Regions from separate parts of the Mus musculus genome. Here all the other regions are linked to region 1. The links are chromatin loops, found by intact Hi-C in ENCODE. Cell type or tissue: left cerebral cortex. All regions are shown on one strand. Region 1 has its middle 32 kb from the start of Gm33381. Region 2 holds the start of Gm33309 (a long non-coding RNA gene). Region 3 holds the start of Gm33215 (a long non-coding RNA gene).

Region 1 (8,000 bases):
GATCTTCTACAGGTGTCATGCAGATAACTACAGCTGCGGTGTGTTATTACCTCAGCCCTGCCATGCCCGGAAAATATCATTTTACGACTATTCTCCCCATCTACCTTACATTCTTTCTGCCCCATCTTTCACAATGTTCCCTGAGCCTTAGAAGGAAGGCAGGGGTGTGATGTGGATGAGACCTCCACCATTGAGTACTCACATTTACTTATGCTCAGTATATTGACCAGTTCTGAATCTGTGCATTAATGACTACCCATTTCAAAATGAAAGCTTCTAAGACATCCACTCTCTGTGACCCAGTTCCCCAGAGTCCTGGGTCCATGCTGTTTTGTTAGTCTTTCTAATTCACTGGGAGCTCACGGCCTAACTGTCTGGGGTCAGCTTTCTGATGCACTCCATCTGCTTCTCAACACTGACTGCATATTGCTGTTGCCATGATTGCCTTGAACACATCCTGATGGGACGTCACAATGACCATGGATTCTCTAAATGGGATTCAGTTGCTGATTTGATTGTTGTAACTGATTTTAGTTCGTTGGAACAGGTGTTTTCAAATTGTAATGTTCATCAGAATCGTCACCTGGAGGCCTTATCAAAACTCAAAACTCAGCTTGCTGAGTCCTGGAGTAAGATTTCTGGAATTTGGATTTCTTTAAAGGACACAGAAATATTATAAGAATATGTTTCCATTTTAATCCCAGTTGTGGGATAGGGGCTGCTTCAGATTTTCCTCGGCTGCTGACTATGATTTACCTCGTGCTCTAGCAGGGGCGTGATTTTTGCCAGCTGCAGATGAATTCTGGCCATTTAAGTGTGAGGGCCCTGAGAGGTAGGGAGGGTTCTTGGTTGGTTAGTTGATTGGTTATTGGTTGTTGTTGGTTGCAGTTTGCTAAGTAGTCATGGGCAAAGAAGAAGCAACAAGAAGAAAAAAATTAGGTATTCTGACAGCAAAGATCAAACTTGCACTAGGGAACTTCTTCCCTAATTAGCAGGAAGGATAACATCACCCCTTCCCTACTCCTGACTTTATTTAGGGATCTCTTTCTTTTCTTTCTTCTCTTTTATCTAGTGTTGGGGGTTGGAAGGATGGAAGAAGGGTCATGGAAGAGGGAAAGAACCCACCAAGTAGCTAAAGACCAGTAACAGGGTCCCACCCCTACAATTTCTGGGACCCCCAAATTAAGATTTCTAACAAGTTCATGGTAATGCCTACGCCACATAGATCTTGGCAACACTTTCATAACCAGCATTTGACATGAATCAGGCTAGGAACAAATCCATTGTATAAGAGAGGAACACATAAACAGGTTTGCCATATTGGGATTCACAAAAACATTCTTTCATAGAGATCAACAATATGGGCTTTCTGTGCCCTGGTCTTCGGTCCTAGAGCCTAAACTTCCATACAAGAACTCTGACCTCCTTGTCAGAGCAACAGTGTGGGAGGCCCAGGGAATATATGGAGAAAGAGGTCTTTCTAGAGTCTAGTCTCATAGCCTTCTTGGCCAAAGTATTAGTCACACAATTAAAATTGTTTTGGATCCTCTAGACCAGCCTCAGCACTGAATATCATGAGATGACTCCAGTCAAAGCCACCCTTGAGCAGAAGAATCACCCAAATGAGCCCTGCCCTAACTCCTGACAAAATCACGTTGCATAATACAGGGATTGCCATTTAAGCCACTGAATTTGGGGTGCTTTGTTCTGTTGCAATAGGCAACCTGGACCATGTGCCGATAACTATTGCCCTTACAGGTGTGAAATTCATGCAGGAGACTGTTACAACTATTTGACTGATGTCAGAACAGATGCAAGTGCACATGGTGATAGTATGAGCGTGTGAAGGTCTGTGACATTTTATACTGTCCCAACCCTGAGTCCTGCGGCCAGTTAAATGTCCCATGGATACACCTCTGCAGCAAACTATGCAACTGCTGCAAACAAGGCCTCCTTGTGAATTGTGCAGAGGCTCATGAGTTAGCATTAAGTTCAAAGTTGGGACTCATCAGGAGGATGTAGGAAGAGGTGGCCACTTGTGAGGAAGGCCGGACAGCGTGGAGCCCAGACACAAGGAGGGCTCTGTCTGCCCCCGAGCACAACGTGCCTGTTTCTCAAGGTGGAGTTTGGAGTTTGGGAGCAATTCTCTTTCTGAAGAAGGAGGTTTTTATTTCCTCCTCTCTCCACCTCCCTTCTGCCTCCCTCAGCCCAGGGGGAATTTTTAGAACTATATAATAAGGACACTTGCAGAATCACAGCCTCTTTTTCTGAACGTGTTTCTTATGTAAATGCATAGCAGAAAACCCTTCCTCTGCTTTACACTTCAATCCTGCTTTGAAAACCTGCAACACTGAAACAGAAAAAGACACCTTGGGAATGCATTGGCTTTCATCTGCTTTCCATTTTTACCTAAGGCCCCTACCCGTCCTGTGCCCCCCACCCCCCAGCCTTTATTCTTCAAGTTAAGATTAATTTTAAATCATCTCGTGTTGAATAAGGACGGTTCCTGTGCATTTGTTCCGTCCAAATATATTGAGGTGAAGCCCTTCACAGCAATCTACCAATCCTTGGAAAACGGAAAGGGCATAGGATGCCCAGCAGCAGGGCACAGAGACTCTCTATCAGATGACTGGGTCTCTCCTGTGGAGGGAGGGGAGCAGCCTGGATCCACAGTTGGCCTTCCAGGTTTCCTTCTTATCCTCCTTTCTCTCTTCCCACCTCTTGGTACAGTGGTTTGTTTACCAGTCTGTTAGCCTTGCCTTGGGAACCCAGCAGTGAGGGGGGCAAAGGATTCCTCTTCATCCCGGCTCAGAAGCACACCGCCAAACAGTATTTAAATAAAGAATAAATGCATGTGTTTAACCGAGCGGTGCTTGAATGAATGGGTTTGAAGCCCAACTCAGACACTTAACTGGCTGCATGAAGACAAATCTTAGGGGGAATGGAATACTTCAAGCTGTAATACAGCGTAATATGCACCGACTCCAGACCCTTCACATTGAACGCATTATCATGAAGCAGTGAGGCGGAGGGCAAATGCGAGCTGGTGGAAGACTTGGGATGACAGATGTTAAGGGGAACACTGATCAGCTCCAAAGAAAGGAGTCCTTTTGCGGGGATTTGTTACCCTCGGGGAGACAGCCCAATCAGACAAGTGGAGTGCATCATGAGGAGGACTCACGATCTGATTCCCGGATCCCACTCAAGAAACAGGTAATGGAGAGTGCCTTCTAATTCCAGGCTGGAAGACAGGAGTTGGGAGAGGGACACACTGGTCAGCTGCCTAGTCAATTCAGGGAGTTTCAGGTTCAGGGAGAGACTCTGTCTCCAAAAATAAGATGCCCCTGCTTCCACATGCACCTGGACTGAAGGACACGGGTGAACTCATACACGTTCATATCCCCTTCTGCGCATGCACACAAAAAAACGTCTTTAGGGACTGCAGGTAAAGAGGGGCTGTGTGACACAGAAGTTAACAATGCAAAGCTGGTGTGAGGCGGTGTCACAGTGTAACTCCACACTCGGCAGCAGGCTGAACCTTTACCTGTGGTCCGAGGAGGCTGTGGTTATCGCTTCCTTTCCCTCCATTCAATATCTCAAGCAGTGTTCCTTGCCTGGAGCCAGCTGCGGCCCCGGGGACAGCCATCTGAATTAATTATGAGAGATTGCATTATTTTTTCCATCCTCAGATTCCTAACCAGAAGCAGAAGGGAAAGTACAATAATAATTCACTGAGGCCTCAGGAAGGAAATAGTGAAGTCAGGCCATTCAAGGGAAAGCCAGAACACCGAGGGGAACTGGTTGTCCCTCCAACCGACAGGGGGCACCACTGAGTCAGACCGCCACTCCTGACCCCCGCGGGTGTCATCTGGCCTTCCTCATCTCTCTGCCCTCTGACTGGGATGTCTCAGGCCTTGATATTTGCCATCCCACCCAGCCCAGCCCTGTCCTTCAGATGAGGTTACCCATTAATTACTATGGTGCCCCATTCAGAGGAGCCCCAGTGAGGGAACAGTGGACCCCCGTAGTCAGGGTGGAGAACACTGGGTACCAATCCTCCCCGCCCCTCCTTTACACATACACCTCATTCCCTCCTCTTTCGACGTTCCTCTTCCTTCCCACTGTCCCTCCTCCCTTATGAAAGGCCCAAGACCCGCAGGTGCAACAGACACGTTCAGCCGCCCTTTGACCACGTCGTCCCAGCTCGCAGGAAGAAGGAGCAGTAAGGATATTTGGATATCTGAGTTCCCAGCCTTCTGTGAGTGCTGCCAGGAACCCCTTGCACCTCCCTGTCTGGCCCCTGCATCCCTAGACGGGCTCAATGCTCACTGCTCTCACTGAAAGCTACATTCAAAAGATTGAAAGGAGGCAACAGACAACATTGGCCACCTGTTCCCTCCCTGCTGGGCCGTGGCCAGACAGTAGAGCAGTGCTACGTTGTGCCTTGGGTGTGACGGACTGCGTGGGCCACCCAGGGTGTGGCTAAGGGCCCCTGCACTGAGGCAGCAGATCCCTGAAGCCAGGCTAGTCCCCAGGACGACCTTCTCCCTGGGGTCCACTCCCACGTTCTGAAGCCTTTGACATTTCTCTTCTGTGCCTCCCTATAGGTCCCGCTGCTCCAGGAGAGAAGAGTGATCCAAATTGGTGTGGAGAATGTGTTTACTTAAAATCCTATTGAAGTCTAAATTTAGAGCCTGTATCTGCCGGCCTTATCAAGAAACAAGTTCTAGAGAGAGGGTCCTGGTGCTCCGATGACCTTTAAGGAAAGATTTCAGAGTAGGCAGAGCTAGGTACACTGTCCTAGGAGGTGGGTCTGTGCCGCTTATGTCCTCACCTGCCTTGACAGAGAGGCAGCCCCGGGCGGTGGGGGTGGGGTGGGGGGATTCCCTACAATCATGGGTGCTTCCCAGGGATAACAGGGCCGTGGCCTTCCTCTCTTCCCACCTCTGACACAGCAAGAGATAACTGTCCTTTCTTAACTGTCCTTTCTTCCCTCCAATAGACCCAGAGAAAAGTTAGTTCGGCTGGCAGAGATTGTCTCCTAATAGTAGACATTACTGTCTCCCACCCTCCAGATATTGTTCAGGTTACTTAGCATAGAGTGGCTGCTTTAATTCTCACTCTTCCCCATTTTACAGACAGACAAAACAAGTCATGGAGGCATTGGCAATGTATCCCTAGTTGTAGAGCTTCTTAGTGCTTTCCTCACCAAACAGAAGTCCCACATGGAGGCCACACTGCCCAGCAATTCCCCAGGGGAAGTCTGAGGGTGACCCTGACCAAATAGGAAAGACCTGGAGCTACAGAAGGAATCGCCTCAGGTTTGTGTGGCAAGGGCTGCTCTCCCAGACCTGGCTTCAGAGCATCTGCCTCACAGGGGCAGTAGCCCATCTCCAGTTCTCCCAACTGTTCAGGGCAGGGTGGCCTGGAATCCTTAAGCTCTACTGGCAATATCTAGTGAAGAGTGTCCCCCTCCCCAGCCCCCCCCTCCCACCATGCAGATGCCGGACAATGAGAGAGCACAGAGGGGGGTGGGGGGGCTCCTCATAGGTTGCTCCTGCCTGGGTAGGAGGGAGACTCAGGTCCAAAGAGGGTGGTAGGATATGGAAATCTGTGGCCACACCCTCCAGGCTCCAGGGATACTGGCCCTTTTCTCTGTTCAACACGAATGCTCTCCAACAAACAGCATGGTATCCAGCTTCATCCTCATGCAGCCTGGGTGGGGCAGTAGGAGAGCAGAAACCTGGGTGAGGACAAGGGGGAGCTGGGAGGCTGTGTCCTCCAGCACCACAGCAGAACAGAACACTGCTGGGGGCTGAGAACAGAAGCAAAGGGGGACAATGTCTGTCACCACTGTTGAAACTTCCAGGAGAACAGACCCCTATCCACAGGGACACACAACCATAAACCCAGCCTCACTGGGGATAGCATCATTTCCTAGGCAGGTGGCCCTGGGTGGTATAAGAAAGCTAACTAAGCATGCGCCTGCCCGTGAGTGAGCCTGCTGTGCCCTGTGGTTCCTGCCGTAAGTACATCCTTGGCTGTGCGTGAGTTTCCTGGCTGGAGGCAATGCTGTGTGCAAGAGCAAGCATTCTCTGCCTTCAGGTTCTTGTCCTGACTTCCCTCAGTGATGGAAAGTGACCCGTAAGTGTAAGCTGAATAAGCCCTTTCCTCTTCTGCATTGCTTTTGGTCAATGTTCTAGCAAAGCCCCAGACTGAAGCTGGAATGGTCTCCTTGGCTAATGGCCATGCTCAGGGAGCTGGCCCAGAGCCTTTGAGCAGCAGCTGGCTCTTCTAACTCAGCTGCTCTGCACAAGGCTGCTTCTGGGGGGCCCCTGGCAACCCTGGCAACTTCTCGGGAATTTTATTTATCTCATAAATTAAATTCGTGAAATTCAAAAGGAAAGCAAAACAAATCCAAAGTCTATCCAAAGGTACAAAGGCCTACACATGAAAGGCAGGGACTGTTTGGACACGTCGTCATCGTCGTAGTGGTCTCATTATCCATACGACTTTGCTTCAGCCAGAACATACATAAGAACGGACTCAAAGCTGCCCACCACCTACCACCACCACACCACAGCTACACTCTGCCTACGCACTGCAAAATGGGCTTCAGCTCTCTCCTGTTTCTGTATACGTGGAAACATTATTTTATTAAACTAATATTCAGAATGGCATTCATACAAAGCCATACCATGGACCAAAATTCAGCAACTTAAATAATAATTTGTTCAGATCCTTAAGAGCAATGTATTTGCTAATTCAATCCACCCCACCCCCACTTCTCAATGGCTGTCACTTTTATCAGCTCTAGGGACTCAAGCTTAAAGTTAGTACATTCTCCAAGTTACCCCATACTCATATTTGAAAGGGAGGGGGTGTCCCTCTCCAGTAGGTCTGTTAATGGATGTATGCAAGAAGATCATGGAATTCCTCTGTGTTTAGGATGACATTAGGCTGTAGAATCGGATGGGCTTCCTTTTAGGACCACACATGATAGAAGTAGGCAGGTAAAAGAGGAGGTGGCTAAGATGGAGGCTCTCTGTCCACTCGCTGGGACCCAGAGCTTGCCTGGGGGCTTCCCCTCCTACACAGCTGGGATGCTCATCAGTAGTACTTCTTGACTCTGTAGCACCCGGTGCTCAGGATGCTAAGCACCGTGATGACTACAATTTGTTCTGCACCTAGACCCACACAGAAGCCCCAGACTGTGGGGCTGCGAAGCATGGGGTCCAATCATCTGTTTACCGAGCCCCGTTACCTGGATTTCCATCCCCTGGTGTGTCACTGGCCAAGTGGCTTTAACCACTCCAGGCCTGGTTTTTCCTTGTGTGTAAAATGAAAGCAAACTTTGCCTAACCCCAGGTTCTGTCACAGCAACTGAACAAGGAAATTTGAGCCAAGTGTTTGCACAGTTGCTGTCCACCCAGAACTCTCGGGAGTGGAGGGAAGATAGGTGGGAAGGCACCTGACCTGAGCCTCCGAGGCCAGAGGAGGTTGAAGGAGGACCAGATAGGTGACCTGGAAATGACCACAGGCCTGAGTCCGGGCTGTCAACTTTGATATCCTGGAGGGGCGATACATGAGAGGGTAATTCCGGTAACTATATTTCCTTGCAGAGTACACTGTGCTCTGCCACAGGAACATTTTCTCATTACTATATAATAACATCAGCGCTAATGTCCTCTTTCTCAAAGGAGTCCAGAGCACTTAGAGATTGCATGCTCAGTGCCCAAAGTGCAGGCCTGGGGTTGGTGGCAGAGGCTGCCAGATATCAGGCTTCTACTGCAGTAAAGCGAGCAGAAGCCAAGGGTGTGTCACACAGAGTCACCGCACTCAGCATCTCTAGTGCTCTGGGGACCCACTCAGAAAGGTCACTTCCCTTGAAGACACCACCGAAGCTAGTTTGAGGGGACTCCAATGAGCAGCCTTCTCTGCCCATCACATTCAACAGGAAAAACGGGGCTGGGGAGGAACTGGGAGGACTCTGGGAGCCT
Region 2 (8,000 bases), 56 kb before region 1:
ATCTATCTATCTATCTATCTATCTATCTATCTATCTATCTATCTATTCCTATGGTTCCCTAGGATCTGACCCAAGGTTTTATAACATGCCAAGCAAAAACTCTCTGGCTGAGCTATAACCCAGTTTCTATGAACATACTTTTAAAATGTGCATGGTATTTTCTGTCTAGATATTTGTGTGCCATATGCATTCCTGGTACCCTCATAGACCAGAAGAAGGTGTCAGATTCATGGAACTAGCATTACAAAAGTACACTTTCAGATAGGGTGCTGTGAACCCCACCCGGGTCCTCTGAAAGAGCAGTCTATGTTTTTAACTGCTGAGCCATCTTTCTAGCTCACATATACATGCTTGCTCTGATAGTCATTATATATATATATATATATATATATATATATATATATATATATATATATATATATATATATCCTTGGTGTTAACATTTCCTGTTTAGGAAGATGGAATTCAATAGCTTTGTGTCTTAGTTAGGGTTTCTATTACTGTTAAGAGACACTATGACCATGGTGACTCTTATAAAGGAAACATTTAATTGGGGCTAGCATATACATAGGTTTAGAGGCTTGGTCCATTATTACCGTGGTGGGAAGCATGGTAGATGTAGGCAGACAAGGTGCTAGAGAAGGAGCCAAGAGTTCTATATCTGGATTGGCAGGCAGCAGGAAGAGAGAGTGGCTTTGGGACTGGATTGAGCATGTGAAATCCCCAAGTCCACCCCCAGTGGCACATTTCCTCCAGCCATGCCATGGCTCCTAGTAGTGACATCCCCTACGAGCCTATGAGGGTCATTTTCATTCAAACCACCACACCTTGTTTTCTGTATGTTTAGTAATTCTGACAAAATTCAGAAGCTGAGGACCTGTCTTCCAGTGGTTTTCCTTGAAGCCTCAATATGAGACCTTGTTTCCACTGAGAACAGACATGATTGATAGGAAGTCTGTAGCGTGATTTTGTTTTGTTTTGTTTTGTTTTGTTTTGTTTTTTCATCTCAGACACACTCTCTCTTCACAGAGGGAGGCTGCCTGCCATTTGGTTAACCTGTCGGTCGGGCTTAACCCTTATTCTGCATGAAACCCCTCTGTCCTAGCATTGGTGGAGAAGTGCTGAGATACAAGAGAAACAGAAAAAGCTGCCTCTCTAAGGTAGAGGGAGCTGGTGGTGGGCATGTGGAGAGGAGGAGATAGCTGTAACAGGAATCACATTGGCTGGGTGCAAGCCCAGATTCACTACTCACAAGGCACAAGGTCCAGTCGGTTCTGGTAATAGGTCTTTTCCCATCTGGCCTTCTGAACCTTTTGAGACACTGTCTTAGTCACTCTTCTATTGCTGTGAGAAGACACCATGACCAATGCAAATTTTATAATAGAAAGCACTTAATTCTCATTCAAACCACCACATGACACTCCCTGGCTCCCATAGGCTTGTAGCTATATCATAATGAAAAAAAAATGTATTCAGTCCAACTTCAAGGTTCCCCATAGTAAACTACAGTCTACACACTGTTTAAAAGTCCAAAGTTCCAAGTTTCTTCAGAGACTTCATGGCAACCTCTTAACTGTAACCCTGTGTAAACTCAAAATCAAAACACAGACTCTTGCACGCCCGACTCACCAGCAAGAACGACGCTGCAACAGGATCCTTTGCACACGTTTATTGGGAGAGCTTGATTGCAGAGGCGAAGAGACCAGAACTGGTGCTGCTTATATAGGCCTAGGAGAGGCGTGTCTCACACCCGGATTGGTTATGCATTCTACCTCATTTGCATGTTCCTCATCTGATTAGTTATTCTCTCAGTACCTCACAGAACCTCATTAACATACCTCATTATCATGCCCGGGCCAGGCAGTGTTTTGGCAAAAAACTTTACTGCATATTTACACATTGGTTGTTTGCCCAAACTTATGCGTGGTGGCCAGCAGTAGCCAGCGCCACCCTGCAACGGCACATGTGGCTTCCCACAACAGACCACATGCTTCCAACATACAATAGACAGAGAATCTACATTTCTATTCCAAAAGTAAAGAAAATGAGCATAGTGAGACCAAAGCAAGATTGGAAACCAACAGGGCAACTTCCAAACTCTGCATCTCCATGTTTGATGTCAAACACTCTTCAGATCTCCAACTCCTTTCAGTTTTGTTGACTGCAACACACTTCTCTTTCTTGGGCTGGTTCCATTTCCTGTTAGCAGCTCTCCTCAGCAGGCATCCCACTGCTCTGGCATCTCTAATAGCTTGGGGTCTCCAGGGCAACTCAGACTACACCCTCAGAGCTTCACTCAGTGACATCTCCAGACCCCCAGGCAGAGATGTCCTTACACAGCTGACTTCCTCAGTCATGGAGGGAGATTCCACGCCCCTTCCTTGTATTCTTGACTCTAAAGCCAGAGCCACGTGCTGAAAGCTCCCAAGTTCTGCTGCTTGATGGGGCTGGAGCCTGGTCCCCTCCTTCAGTTCCATCTGCAGCAGCTTTCTGTTGTAGGTGGGTTCCTTTACTAAGCTTTTCTTTAATTGCTTTTCCCAAGTTGGAAGCTAGACTGGGTGTGGTCTTGCCCTGAGGTCACCACTCCCTTTATTCCTTGTAGCATTAGGCTTGGCCAAGGACTTAGCTGCATTACACTTCCTGGTGCTTCTTTCACCTCAAACTACATTTTGTACTTCTCTTTCTCCAGCTTGTTCCTTTTCATTATAGATTTTCATAAGAGTGACCACTAATAACCACGGACACAGTCAATACTAGACTGTCATGAAATTTCCTTTGTCAATGCCATTAATCCAAAACTCTTCAATTTAGCCTCAGATAGATATTTAGGACAAGGGCCAAAAGCAGCCACAAGAACAGTCTCTCTGCCACTTACTAGTATTCTTCTCCTCTGAAACTTCTTGAGCTGGCTATCATAATTTATATCTCTCTCAGCACCACTAATGTCCATGTGCCCACTAGGATGGCCCATTAAAGCCCACTTAAAATGTTCAAGTGCTTTTCTAGTACAAATTCCAAATGTCTTTCATATTTCTCCAACAAACAGGATGGCCAGGCCTACCACAGCAATAGACCACTCTCTGGCACCAACTTCTGTCTTAGTCACCGTTCTATGGCTGTAAAGAGCAGACATGCTCTTATAAGAGAACGAATTAAAATGAGGGTTCGAGAGTTTTAGAGAACTAAGGTTCATTATCATCATGGACAGGACCGTGGCAGCAGGCAGGCATGTTGCCAGATAAGTACCTAAGAGATACATTCTGAACCAAAGGGAGAGAGAGAGAGGGGGGAGGAGGGGGAGGGGGAGGGAGAGGGAGAGGGAGAGGGAGAGGGAGAGGGAGAGGGAGAGGGAGAGAGAGAGAGAGAGAGAGGGAGAGAGAGGGAGAGAGAGGGGGTAGGGGGAGGGGTAGGGGGAGGGAGAGGGAGAGGGAGAGGGAGAGGGAGAGAGAGAGAGAGAGGGAGGGAGGGAGAGAGAGAGAAAGAGGGAGAGAGAGAGAGACTGGGCTTTTGAAAGCTCAATGCCCACTCCCAGTGACACACTTCCTCCAACAAGACCACACCTCCTAGTCCTTCTAATCTTTTCCAAATTGTGCCATACCCTGATGACTAAGCATTCAAATATATGGGTCTATAGGGGGCATTCCTATTCATATCACTACAGACAGGGTCTCTCTCAGGTTGGCTCAAGCTTATGCCCACCAGAAGGTTTGGCTGTAAAGACAACTGATCTCATGGGAAGCCAAGACAGCTAAACATTTGGCTCCTTCATGGCAGAAAAGAAGTCAAGCCTGAGAACCAGAGAGTACTGTTCTCAGTCTCTCACCATCACCATGGCCCCAGGGAGCTGCTGTCTCAACTTATTAGGGAAACTCATTTCCTTCTCTTCCTTCCTATTCTCCCTCTCCTCTCCTCCCCATGTTACCCTTGGCAACATCTATAGGTTTATACTGACTACAGCTTCTGGTGACCAGTACCCTTGTTACCTGGTTCTGCTAGCCAGTTATAGTGGATATTCTTCAGTTTGAGCCTGATTGGATGGAGATTCCCTTAGGAGGTTATGAAAGCACACCTCAGAGTGCATCTGAGAAGATGCTTCTAGAGACAGTTAGATCCTGAGGGAGGGCTCTGATCTAATCCACCAATGATTCAGCTGGGGGTTGGAGGATGGGGCGTGGAACCTAGTCTCAGGAAATGCATTGCTGAGGAATGAGATTTTGAAGGGCATGTCTCTGCCTCCACCCTTTGCCATCTTCACTCTCTGCTTCATGGCTGCGGTGGGGTGGGCAGCCTCCTCCACTCTTCTGCCTCACCGCAGAAGAAGCATGGTCCCGTAGCATGGAGCCAGTTGACTAAACTACAGCTCCCTGTGAGCCAAGGCAAATTCTTTCTTAAGTTACCTTCTTCAGGCATTTGGTCACAGTGACAAATGGCAAATATAGCCTTACTCTCTGGGGGAAAAATCAGCTTTTTTCCACTAATTCTGAACCTTACAGTCTTGTCTACATAATTGCTCTAAGTTCCTGTCTGGCTGTGGCTGCTTTGCAATATTGATGGCTCAGGTGCTGCTTCAGTCAACCACAGGTTGGCCTGGGTTATGCACAGGTCCTTTGGGGGAATGTCCCTTCGTAGAACCTGTGGGCTTCTTCTAGTGCTCTGGCACAGATGCACACACTTGCCTTCTCCCCACTTTCTCAAGGAGGAAGCTAGAAGTACCGATTGCATTAGGGGCTTGTCCCGACCAGTCGTGGCTTCTGCTACCCTTACAGTCTGGGTAGAAAGGACTTGCAAGCCACCCTGGAGTATAGGTGGTCTCTTCCTCAGCCTGGCCTTTTGTCCCCTAGACAGTTCAGCCTATGTATGGTTCACGGTGAGTGCAGAATCCCTCCATTGGAGGTGACTGCTTCTAACTTCCTTACTGCTCTAGTCCATCCTTCTGGAATTTAAAGAGCATCTGGTGCCTTTCAGCTGTGATGCCTGGTGCTGAGGGTGTGGCTGGATGATAATTGAGAGGCCCTCAGTTCACTCTCCAACGCTGAACAGTAAAGTTATGCATTGTTAGATAATAAGAATTTTTTTGGTATCTTTGTACAAACTACATACCCTAGTTCCTGCAAACATTCCTCAGATGACTTACTTTTGGGCTATTCTGGCACCCTGACTATTCTCCTTAGAATTTGGTCCCATTTGCCTTTTAAGTTATAGCCCAGAGGAGGAAGCAGTTCTCTGGATGTGGGCTAACAAATTCCCAGCCAAGTGTGGGGAGGTTGCTCTCATCCAGATTTCCAGTTAACGTCATTCATTTCGCATCCTTTATTCTAGGAGCAGCCCTTGGTCATGTAACCGGCCAGCACATTACCGTCAGCAACCTTTCTGCTTCTGAGTATGCATCCTGTGAAAATTAAGTCACCCAAAGACAACTCAGGATAAACATGTAAACACACATGCGTGCGCAGGTTTCTGCTTCAAGTTCTTGTTCTGACTTCCCTCAAAGATGAGCTATGACCTGGAAATGGAAACCAAATAAAAGATTTCCTCTTCTAAGTTGTTTTTGTTCACAGTATTTGTTAAAGCAACAGAATGGAAATGAGAGTGATTCAAAGTCAGCCTGGTCAGTGTAACAAGACACTGTCTCAGAAGAAGGAAAGAAAGAAAGAAGGAAAGAAGGGAAGAAGGAAAGAAGGAAAGAAAAGAAAGAAAGAAAGAAAGAAAGAAAGAAAGAAAGAAAGAAAGAAAGAAAGAAAGAAAGACAGGAAGGAAGGAAGGAAGGAAGGAAGGAAGGAAGGAAGGAAGGAAGGAAGGAAGGAAGGAAGGAAGGAAGAAGGAGAAAGAGGGAGATAGAGGGAGAGAAAGAGGGGGGGAGAGAGAGACTAAGGAAGGAAGGGAGGAAGGGAAGGAGGGAGGGAGGGAGGGAGGAAGGAAGGAAATGAGAACCTGAAGACTTAGTCAAGATTGCATGCTGACAGCTGACTGAGCCGGGGTGTGAGTCCAGGGTTCTAATGAGATGCCGTCTAGCGTCTCTCCTCCTGTGCCTATAATGGACTATCAGCTCTAAACCTCAGTGGCCACTTTCCTTTGTGTTCCAACCCTCCCCATACCTTTGCATGAACAGTTAAACTCTACGTTCTTTGTGTCTGAAACCTGCATGCCATTGTATTATTTCCACCATTTCTCTGTTGTACAGGACAAGAGGACGGTGCTCATCAGTCTCCTTGCAAGGCGGCCTTGTTTGGCCACTGTGTGATGGTTTGTTTATGTTCGGCCCAGGGAGTGACACTATTAGAAGGTGTGGCCCTGTTGGAGTAGGTGTGCCATTGTGGGTGTGGGTTTTAAGACCCTATCCTAACTGCCTTGCAGCAAGCATGCTGCTAGCATACTTCAGATGAAGATGTAGAACTCTCAGCTCCTCCTGAACCATGTCTGCCTTGATGCTGCCATGCTCCTGCCTTGATGATAATGGACTGAACCTCTGCACCTATAAGCCAGCCCCAATTAAATCTCCTAATAAGAGTTGCCTTGGTCATGGTGTCTGTTCATAGCAGTAAAACCCTAACTAAGACACACTGCCTACAGCCCAGGCTATGACTGATTGAACAGGGAAAGGACCAATCCGCAGACTCGGGATGTGTGAGCCTGGAAGTGCTCTGCTCAGAGCTCCCTCCCATCCTGTGGTTCAGGGGATGCTGCAGACTGACAGCCTCCACCTGTGGCCTTTATCTCCAGCGTGAGCTTTGCATTTCCCATGTGCTCTGTCAGTGCACATCTGGATGAATGCAGCCTGACCACTCCTGCCCCACTTGTGGCTCCGCTTAGCCGACAGCCTTGTTGGAAGCTCTCTACTGGCCCTGCTGAGAATGGAACTGCTCAATACACTCTTCTTTCTGCTCTGCTCTGCTGAGGATACACAGTACCGAGAAGCCAGAGGTTGGACACTTGCTCTATCTGCCTCAGTGAGATCATTTTATTCTGTCTTGGTAAAGGCGGGCCACGGTTCACCAGAGAAAAAGAAGGGAACGGTTCTTCTGTAAGGTAAGAGTGTCGGGGAGAGACATCAACCCTCAGTAGTGCTTGCATAAATAACTCAATCCCATTTCTCCAGTCTTTCACAGGTCTAAGGTGGGTTTTTTGTTGTTGTTTTGTTTTGTTTTGTTTTGTTTTGTTTGTTTTTTGTTTTTATTTCATGACAGGGTCTCACTGTGTAGCTCTGACTGTGTAGCTCTACATAGACTAGGCTGGCCTCGAACTCATAGAGACCTGCCTGCCTCTGCTTCCCTGGTGCTAGGATTAAAGGCATGCACCAACAAGCCTAGCTTTCTTCCCCAGTTTTGATATGAGACCTGGAGAGGCTGTTACCGTTTTCAAGGGCTGTTCTCCAGCTTTCTTTTCGGGTTGCTTGGCCAGTGATATCAAGTGATGGCCCTTTAAACTCATTCTTCCTTATCTGGTTTTAAATTAGGTTGGATATTTCTTAGAAGGTGCAAAATTGACCAACTTATCGATGAAAAAGTCTCACAATCGTTCAACATTAGGAAAAACTCAAATTGAAGCCATAATGAGATACCACCTCACTCCATTGGCATTGATCACTAAATAAAAGAGAAAAAAAAACCCCATGAGATGCCAACAAGGATTCAATAAATGAAATAGTCAGGCCGGAACTCTGCCTGCTTTCCAGGAGGCCTGCCAGCCTCAGGGACACTAGCTAAGACTCCACTCCTCCAAGTCCTTGCTTGCCAACTCCCCAGAAAGCCCACCCAACAGCGCAGCTAAACTGTACCATACCCTGCTCTCAATTTCCCACCCCACAACTCTGCCTGCTTTTCCAGAGGCCCCTGCACCAGGGATCCTAGGCCACACTGGTAATAGAGACCCTAGAGGAAAGTTTAGCACCCCAAACCCTAGAGGCCACAAAAACTCCACTGGAGACATACTACTGGACCTTAAGACTCACTGGTCACTAGAACCTAGAGCCACTCAGGTTAGAAGAATGGGAGGAAACAGAA
Region 3 (8,000 bases), 140 kb before region 1:
AGAGTTCCTGGTTTACCTAAAGGATCACTTCAGCCTGGGGGGGCGGGGGGGGGGACGGATGGGAGGGACGGGGGACAGGGGGACAGGGGGACAGGGGTCTCCCAAGGCAATCAGGATAAATACTGGCCAAGTTACCAGCCATCCTGGTCTCCTCCGACAAGGGACCTGGGGGCAGGGCAGACTCCTAGTGATGCTGATCAAATCAGTTTGTTCAACTGAGCTTGGAGGAGTGAAGGGGCCTGGGGGCTGTCCTAGAGGAGACCTGGGAAATGGGAGGTGCTGAGCTCAGAAGTGCATGAGGCCTACCCACTGGTCATGTTGTTACCTGGGAGGCTGGATTTTTCTACCTCAAGTCCCCATGTACGTTTTCTGTGAGAAAATGTCATATAGCTACAAATCAATTAAAGAAGTCTCCAATCCCAGTGATGTTGCTTCTTGCCTCATTCAAACTGAAAAACTTAACAGGCAGCACCTCTCTGTTCTTGAGATGTGTTCTTTCCCACTTCTAGAGCGGGTGGTAGAGAACTGTGGGAAAGGGACCTCTGGCTCATGTGGTGGTATACATCTTCAATCTCAGCATTCAGTGGGCAGAGGCAGGGGCATCTCTGTGAACTCAAGGCCAGCCTGGTCTACATATCAAATTCTAGGCCAGGGTTATACATCATGAGACCTTGCCTCAAAAAAAAAAAAAAAGAAAAAAAAAAGAAACCAAAAACTAAAAAGAAAAAAGAAAGAAAGAAGGAAGGGAGAAAGAAAAAAGACAGAAGAAAGGAAGGAAGGAAGAAAGGAAGGAAGGAAGGAAGGGAAGAAGGAAGAAAGAAAGAAAGAAAGAAAGAAAGAAAGGGGAGGGAGGGAGGGAGAGAGAGAGAGAGGACGAGAGAGAGAGAGAGAGAGAGAGAGAGAGAGAGAGAGAGAGAGAGAGAAGAAAAGAGAGGTTTTGCCTTTCTCTTTGCCTTGGGTTTCTAAATTAGGCTGTTGACTGACAGATGGATGACCACGCCTACCCAGATTACTTTAGGAGCCTAAACCACAAAGGGGGAGGAGCCAAGAGTCAGTTTGCTCCCATAATGCCTCCCCCCTCTTCAGAGCACTGGGGCCAGAGGTGGCCTTTGTCCCACTTCTCTCTTTTTCATGGAACACTGCCTCGAGAAGTCGTTTCTTTAGGTTTAAAGTTAAAGCCTTAACATGTCAATTGATAATTAAAATAGGAACAAATTCATCTAGAAAGTTCATGGACTCAGCCAGCGAGAATAGTATGTTCCAGCCTCAGGTACTTAGGACCCTGAATTCCCTGGCTCCAGGCATGCCCAGGTGTTTACCGCTGGCTGCTCAAGCCATTTCCAACCGGAGGACTTTCGCACTGTTACTGCTCTGTGTCAGCAGTCCGGCTGCCTTACATTTGTTCCCTGCTTCTTGGCCGCCCCCTCCAGTGGTAATAAAGATCTGCCATGAGATGAGATTTCCATCCGTACACTATGTTTCCATTCCATCTGATTGAACATTTCCTGGGCTTGCCAAGCCCGTGAGTCTGTCAGCGCCCCAGTCTGTAGTCACCTTTCTGAACCTCTAGCCCCGAGCTCTGAAATCAGGATGGAGCTATTTCTCCCAAGTTTTTCTTCCCGAGAAAACCCTCTGAAGATGAGCAAGGTACCTTGTCTTTTACAAAACTTGGCTTGTGGATGGAGACGAGAAGAAATAGTCTCAGTATGAACTCGTGCTAAAAATTCATCTTTTAGGTTGGGTGGCGGTGAGTGGTGGCTCCTGCCTTTCATCCCAGTACTCAGAGGCAAGTGGATCTCTGTGAGTTTGAGGCCAGCTTGGCCTATGGAGCCAGTTCCAGGACAGCCAGGGCTACACAGAGAAATCCTGTCTCAGAGGGAAAAAAAATCTTTTCATGGGTGAGAGGAAGAATATAGAAATTACCTTCTAATTAACCTCCAGTTTGGATCTTTGCAAATGCTGAATTCCTAGACCTTTTTCCAATGGGGAGACCCTTGGATGGTCTCCGGTGTGATTTTCCTCCATCCCTGTAGACTAACTGCTCTTTTGTTGTCCTGTTTCACATACAAATGGTGCAGGATTCCATTTTTTCTGTAATTCTTTATATCCCAGTCTCCTCTGGGCCATCCATGCCTTGGAGCTTTGAGCTGTTCCCCAGTGGGTCAGACTATTCAGAGGCCTGTAGAAAGAAAGGTGAGAGTTCAGAGCTGCCTGGTGCAGGTTCCTGCTTGTCTGTGGAGATTTGGCAGAGCCCCAGATGATAGGTCTGGCAGTACGTTGGTGTTTTTTAAATCTGAAGTAAGAGAACTGTGGACTGCATTCATTTTGATGATGACTCGTGGTTCAGCACCTTCCTCCCTAAGGATGATCTCTGAGCTAGGGCAAATTCAATAAACTTACTCATGAAAAGAACTGCTCAGAGAACTCTTCCTTGAGTGTAAGTAGTTGTCCCTCCACTTCCATCTCCAGAGACAGTGACAGTTGAGGGATGGGTAGGACAGTGCTGTGGTAGCATTCACCCTGTATCATTATCAGCCAGGACATGTGCTTGCAACACCCTGTGGCCTGTTGGCACTATTTGCTCCCATGGCTTAAAGCAGCCGAGTGCTATGCTGGATAGGTCTCTGTTGCTGCTGTTGGCTAGGCTGACCCTGACAATCACTTACTCTACAACAGGCTTGTATGTAGATGTTATGAGAAGAGGCAGCAAAGACCATGCCCACTTCAGCTTGTGGGTTGCTCAGCAACTGGAGATTGCTCTTGAACATTCTTCTGAAGAATTCTATCCTCAAGGCTTCTCTGAGCTAGCTCATTTAGTCCTGTGAGTATAACTTGTGTTATATATATATATATATATATATATATATATATATATATATATACACACATATATACATAATATACATATATGTTAGGGGCTGCTACATTATATTTTCAGATTTCTCTAGTCCATTAGATTCATAAGATTCATATATTTAACTACCCTTTGATGTCCCTTTGTGGATGTGTCATAGAGACCTCAAGTATAGCATATATATATATATATATACACACACACACATATATATGCACACACACATATATATGCACACACATATATACATATACATATACATATACATATACATATACATATACATATACATATACATATACATATACATATACTTTCCCAACAGGTCATGTTTCTGAGATACTTCTGTGGGTTGCATATTGGCACATCCATATCAACTTAGGCATCAGCCTTGAGCCCTTTTTCTCCCCATGTCTTTTCCACCTCTTACTCACTTGCTTCAAGATCTCCAGTGGTTTCCTGTCTCTTTCAAAACAGCACTGAAACCACTGGGTGTCACGTAAAGGGCTCTTATTATCCAGACCCTGCCTATGTACCTACCATCCACATCTGCTTCAGTTTCTAGTGGCTTTCTGAATCAGTCATATGTTTTTGTACACTCAGCCTTAACACACTCCAGCAGACCCGAGCTCAATTCCCAGTGTCCACACAGCAGCTCAAAACGATCTTTAGCTTCAGTTCCAGAGAATCTGATGTCTTCTTCTGACCTCTGTGGGCACCAGGCATGCACAGGGCACACAGACACACAGGCAGGTGGAAACATCTGTACAAACAAAATAACATTTAAAACAACAATAATAAACTAGTGTGTCATGCCCACCTCCTCCCCCTCCCCCCTCACTTGTCTATTGAGTCAAGACTGTTCTGATGCTGTCCCTTCCTGTCCATAGCAATCCACCCTGAGGCTTGGCAGCTATTAAATTTTTGTTAGGGGCTTAACACTTTGACTCTTATCTTCTTTGTTTTCTAATCTGCTCAAACATCCTGAAAAGCCCGGTAAACATAGCAGCTTGTTAAAATGGTGATGCCATTCCTCTGGCCTACTGAACCAGAACCCCTGTGGGTGCATCCAGCAGTCTGTGGTTTGATGGTTTCCACAAGTGATTCTGGGATACAGGAAGTCTAAGGAACCCTCTACTACAGACTGCACAGGTGGTGACAAAGGGCAGGGCTGGGGCCTCAGTCAAGAGAAAGCCCTTCCTCTCAAGTACTTGGAAACCATCTCACTGTCTCCCAGGAATGGTAAAAACTGTCGTAAGGTGGACAGCAGCTGGAGGGTTGGCTATGTAAGGCTCTGCCGACACAGGCGCGTGCTTTGCTAAGCTTTAGGGAAATCTGGAAGCCCATAGCCACACACCTAATAGGATCTTGTTTGGCAAACAATGTAGACTCCTTAGAGCAATGGGTCTCAACCTGTGGGTCATGACCCCTTTGTAGGTCACACATCAGATATCCTGTATAGCAGATATTTATACTATGACTCATAACGGTAGCAGAAGTAACAGTTATGAAGTAGCAACCAGGTAATTTTATAGATGGGGTTGCGGGGAGGGGGGGGGGTGTCACCACAACACAAGGAACTATAGTAAAGTGGCAGCCTTAGGAAGGTTGAGAACCACACTGCCTTAACGGGTCATGGGGCTGAGAGGAGTGAGCTGTGGGGTATAATTCCAAGTGTGTATTTTGTTTTTGTGATCACTCATATTTTCTTCCTAGCCAGCAAGTGTCTTAACTCTCTAACTTAGGACTAGAGAGCTGTCACTAGAGCTTAGGGTTTGGGCTCTCCAGCTTAGCCAGCACTTAGCCTTCCTTACTAGTTCCTTGAAACTGAGGCTTTTAGTTCCAAAGACATCTGTGCTTCTCTCAAGGCAACATTCCAGGTGAGTAAGGAACACTGTGGAGGTAGTCATCAGAAGACAATTTCCGAGCCAGGGAGGTGGCTCAGGAGGATGGGGACTTGGCTGCCAAGCCTGGTGACCTGAGTTTGATCCTTGAGACTTAGAGGGGAGAAAGAGTGGACTGACCTGCTACAAGTTGTTCTCTGAACCCCACATGCTTTGCACGGTGACAAGTATATCCCTTCTGTGTACACACACACACACACACACACACACACACACGAATGAATGAATGAATGAATGAGTGTATGCATTTTAGAAAGCGTCTCCTTCACTAGGCTGGTGGCAATGCTTGATGACAGAGTGCTTCCCTAGCATAAGGGAGCCCTGAGTTCTACCCCTATAGTGCCATCCATGGTGGGTCTGGTCGGTGATGGCTTCCTACTGCTCAGCTGAGAGGAGTGACTGACAGGAGGAGGCTACAGAATGTCTGAGGAGTCCTCCCTCCGAACCCCACCTTGAACTGCTATGGAAAACATCACCAATGGCTGCCAAGCACCCTGTTTCAGACAAGGACACTGAAATATAGACTGTTCTTTGTCCTGACTTCTACTCTAGGGGTTCTAACAACTGTTTTTGTAGAATTTGGACTGTGCCAGGAGGGACCCCGCCCCCTGTAACACATTAACCTCTAGCACTAAGATTCAAACAGAAATTTGGTGTTTCCTTCTCCCCAAATTTAAGCCCCAAGTCAAGGTAGCAATAGCATCTCTGGGTGTAGTAAAACCTGCTGATCACTTAATGTCGCATTGCAGCTGTTACTATCTGGAAATACCTGTCATGCTCATCACTATGTCAGTATCTTGGTTCTGATGAAGCCTGCCCCTGGACTACATTGCTTATGCTCTCACGAAGCAGAAGGATTATGGGTAGCATCAGCTGTAAATGTTCAGAGAAATTTTGACATTGTCTCAACTGTATTTTGATAAAATTTGTTCCTTCTGTAATCTTATCTATATTATTTATGCATTAAAAACTTTAGATTAAGATATTGTCCATAGGCTCTGCCAGTTGCTACAGAGATTCATGACGTTAAACAAACAAACAAACAAACAAACAGCCCTGAGAACAGCCAGGCTAGGTAGAATTCAGACCCATGAGGTTGGCAGGGCTGGAGAGAGTTCATACCCAGCTGCCCTGGTGCTAATACCCATTTTATTCATGCCACCTGCCAACTTGGTCTATTTTGGCCCAAGGCTAGCAGTAAATTGATGGTCATTCTGTCAGTTCTCAGAACTGTAGCCAACCAGAGCTCAGGCCATCAGGCGAGTGGGAACAAGGGGCTATGCTGGTTTTAATTTAAACTCTGGCTTAGTCCTTCAGCTGAATCCAAACTGCCTTAGCCATTTGAAATAAACCTCTAAGTTCTTTATCCCATTACCTCTGATAGGGAAGATTTCAAAATCATTATCTGTGTTTTTAATATTTATTTCATGCCAGTCATCTTGGTTTCTATCCAAGCACCTGAAGAGAGCTCAATAAATATTTATGGGGCAGTTGCCCTGTCCAGTGAGTCAGGCAGTGGGGATAATGGAAGGAAGAGACTAAGGTTCTGATTTAGGCGGACACAATGTAACAGGAGAAGAATGTAGGCAGAGCCTATATTTGGGCATTGTGCTTAGTTAGCATAAACCAGCAAGCAGATGGGAATCAGTGGTGGGATGGATTCGCTCTGACAGCATGGGCCGGGGAAGCCTGGGGAAGGGAAGAAATCGCTGGGAGCAGGAGAGGAATGTAGGGCGTGTGGATCTGAGGGGATGGGAGGGAGCCGTGGCTGAAAGACAGAGGGTCTGGAAGAATCCTCTCAGGGGTCCAGTATGAACACTGCATGTTGCTGGGGGAGTACGGGAGGCTTTCTCCCAGAGTGCACTGCAGTCAAGGATAGGTTTGGATGAACCTTCTGGGAAAGTGTATGGGGCAACTGTGTGTCCCTGATAATTAACCTAGCTGTCAAGTAATGAGCTCTTCCTTCCTTCCTTCCTTCCTTCCTTCCTTCCTTCCTTCCTTCCTTTCTTCCCTCCTTCCTTCCTCTTTCCTTCCTTCCTTCCCTCCCTCCCTCCCTCCCTCCCTCCCTCCCTCCCTCCCTCCCTCCCTCCTTCCTTCTCCTGTTTAGGTTTACATATGGGAAACAGGAAGACTTAACCATACAACCTTTGGAAAGCGACCATAGGGTTAGAATGTCATTAAGCGCTGCCTTTCCCAGCTGGGTGACAGGGACATTTCTCTGCACTTTGTTCCTATCTGTAAACTAGGAGAACAGATACCTATCTCTCAGGATTGAAAGAATTAAATGGAACGGTAGCTACAGGCATCCAGGGTGGGGCATGCAGTACTTAGCACAACACTTGTAGCAGCCAGTATAGTGTCTGCAGTATTCGATATAGAACCTCTAGTACCCAATATAGAACCCGCAGTACTTAGTTCAGGGCCTACAGCACTTAGCATGGGCCTGTAGTATTCATTACAGTGCTTACAGCATTTATCGTGACGCTTGCATTGCTCAGCACAGGGCTTATAATACTCAGCACAAGGCTTGTAGTACTCAGCATGGTGCCTGCAGCACTCAGCACAAGACCTAGGGTGCCCAGTGCGGTCCAGGAACTGTTATTTATTCACGATATTTTATATCATGTTTGTATTTCTCAAACCCTCAGGTCTTTCTCAAATCCCCAAGTCAAGATTCCTTAGGTACTATTTCTTTGAGCTTTACTGTATATATATATATATATATATATATATATATATATATAGCTTCACTGTGCCTCCAGTATTTTATTGAGTCCATTTTACAGAGAAGGCAAGCAAGACACAGTAAAATTGAATGGCAGATCAAGATCACATTCTAGCCACAGAGAAAAGCCAAGGCTGTAGGTGAAATTTGCAGGCTGATTCTTCATTCCACTTCCTGGGGACATTAGCATCAAGGAACAATCAGGTAAGTAAGGAACAGTCTGTTCTCTGGGTCCTTAACAGATTAACCTTTGTCAGCAGTCCTACCACATAAAATATTTTATGAGTTTGCCTTGCAGTGGTGAAATGTCAGGCTTTGAGTATCGAGGTGACTTGTGAATGCAAACCAATTCTACTTGCTGAAGTCTTTCTTGACTTGTCTTTCATAAGCAGCTCTTCCAGCTTTGAGCGTTGGAGACGACGCTTCAGCACTGAGCCGACCAGTGTGAACTCTGAATGCTTTGTTCTGTGGACTGCTTAAATTTTGGGGGCCTCTGTAATATGGGGTGCTAATCCTA

What was found. Hi-C counts contacts between places; a loop is a spot of excess contacts. Peaks named below come from ENCODE experiments on the same cell type or tissue, not always from the same donor. Only the 100,000 strongest peaks of a DNase experiment are listed, where the experiment ranks them.
Region 2: a loop joins it to region 1, with 4 times the contacts of the local background. A loop is called at or near these places in 3 of 42 quality-filtered maps.
Region 3: it touches region 1 in a loop (2.9-fold over the local background); 2 of 42 quality-filtered maps call a loop at or near these places.

The regions. Positions count from the first base shown.
Region 1 is chr3:101,792,003-101,800,002 of GRCm38, forward strand. No RefSeq gene overlaps it. Among named protein-coding and RNA genes, the nearest start is that of Gm33381, 32 kb to the right of the region's middle. In left cerebral cortex, a CTCF peak has its summit at 3,814 (motif pointing right); DNase peaks (open chromatin) are centred at 2,200, 2,734, 4,365 and 6,192; H3K27ac peaks cover 3,227 bases.
Region 2 is chr3:101,735,874-101,743,873 of GRCm38, forward strand. It overlaps Gm33309 (a long non-coding RNA gene), which reads right to left and starts at 1,666. Exons shown (of 5, transcript XR_867526.1): 1 at 1,630-1,666; 2 at 1,253-1,344. In left cerebral cortex, no CTCF peak of the experiment used is centred here; DNase peaks (open chromatin) are centred at 4,186, 5,023 and 5,211; H3K27ac peaks cover 878 bases.
Region 3 is chr3:101,647,211-101,655,210 of GRCm38, forward strand. Gm33215 (a long non-coding RNA gene) reads right to left here and starts at 3,587. Exons shown (of 3, transcript XR_375915.2): 1 at 3,395-3,587; 2 at 1,924-2,179. In left cerebral cortex, no CTCF peak of the experiment used is centred here; DNase peaks (open chromatin) are centred at 4,758, 6,407 and 7,204; H3K27ac peaks cover 2,068 bases.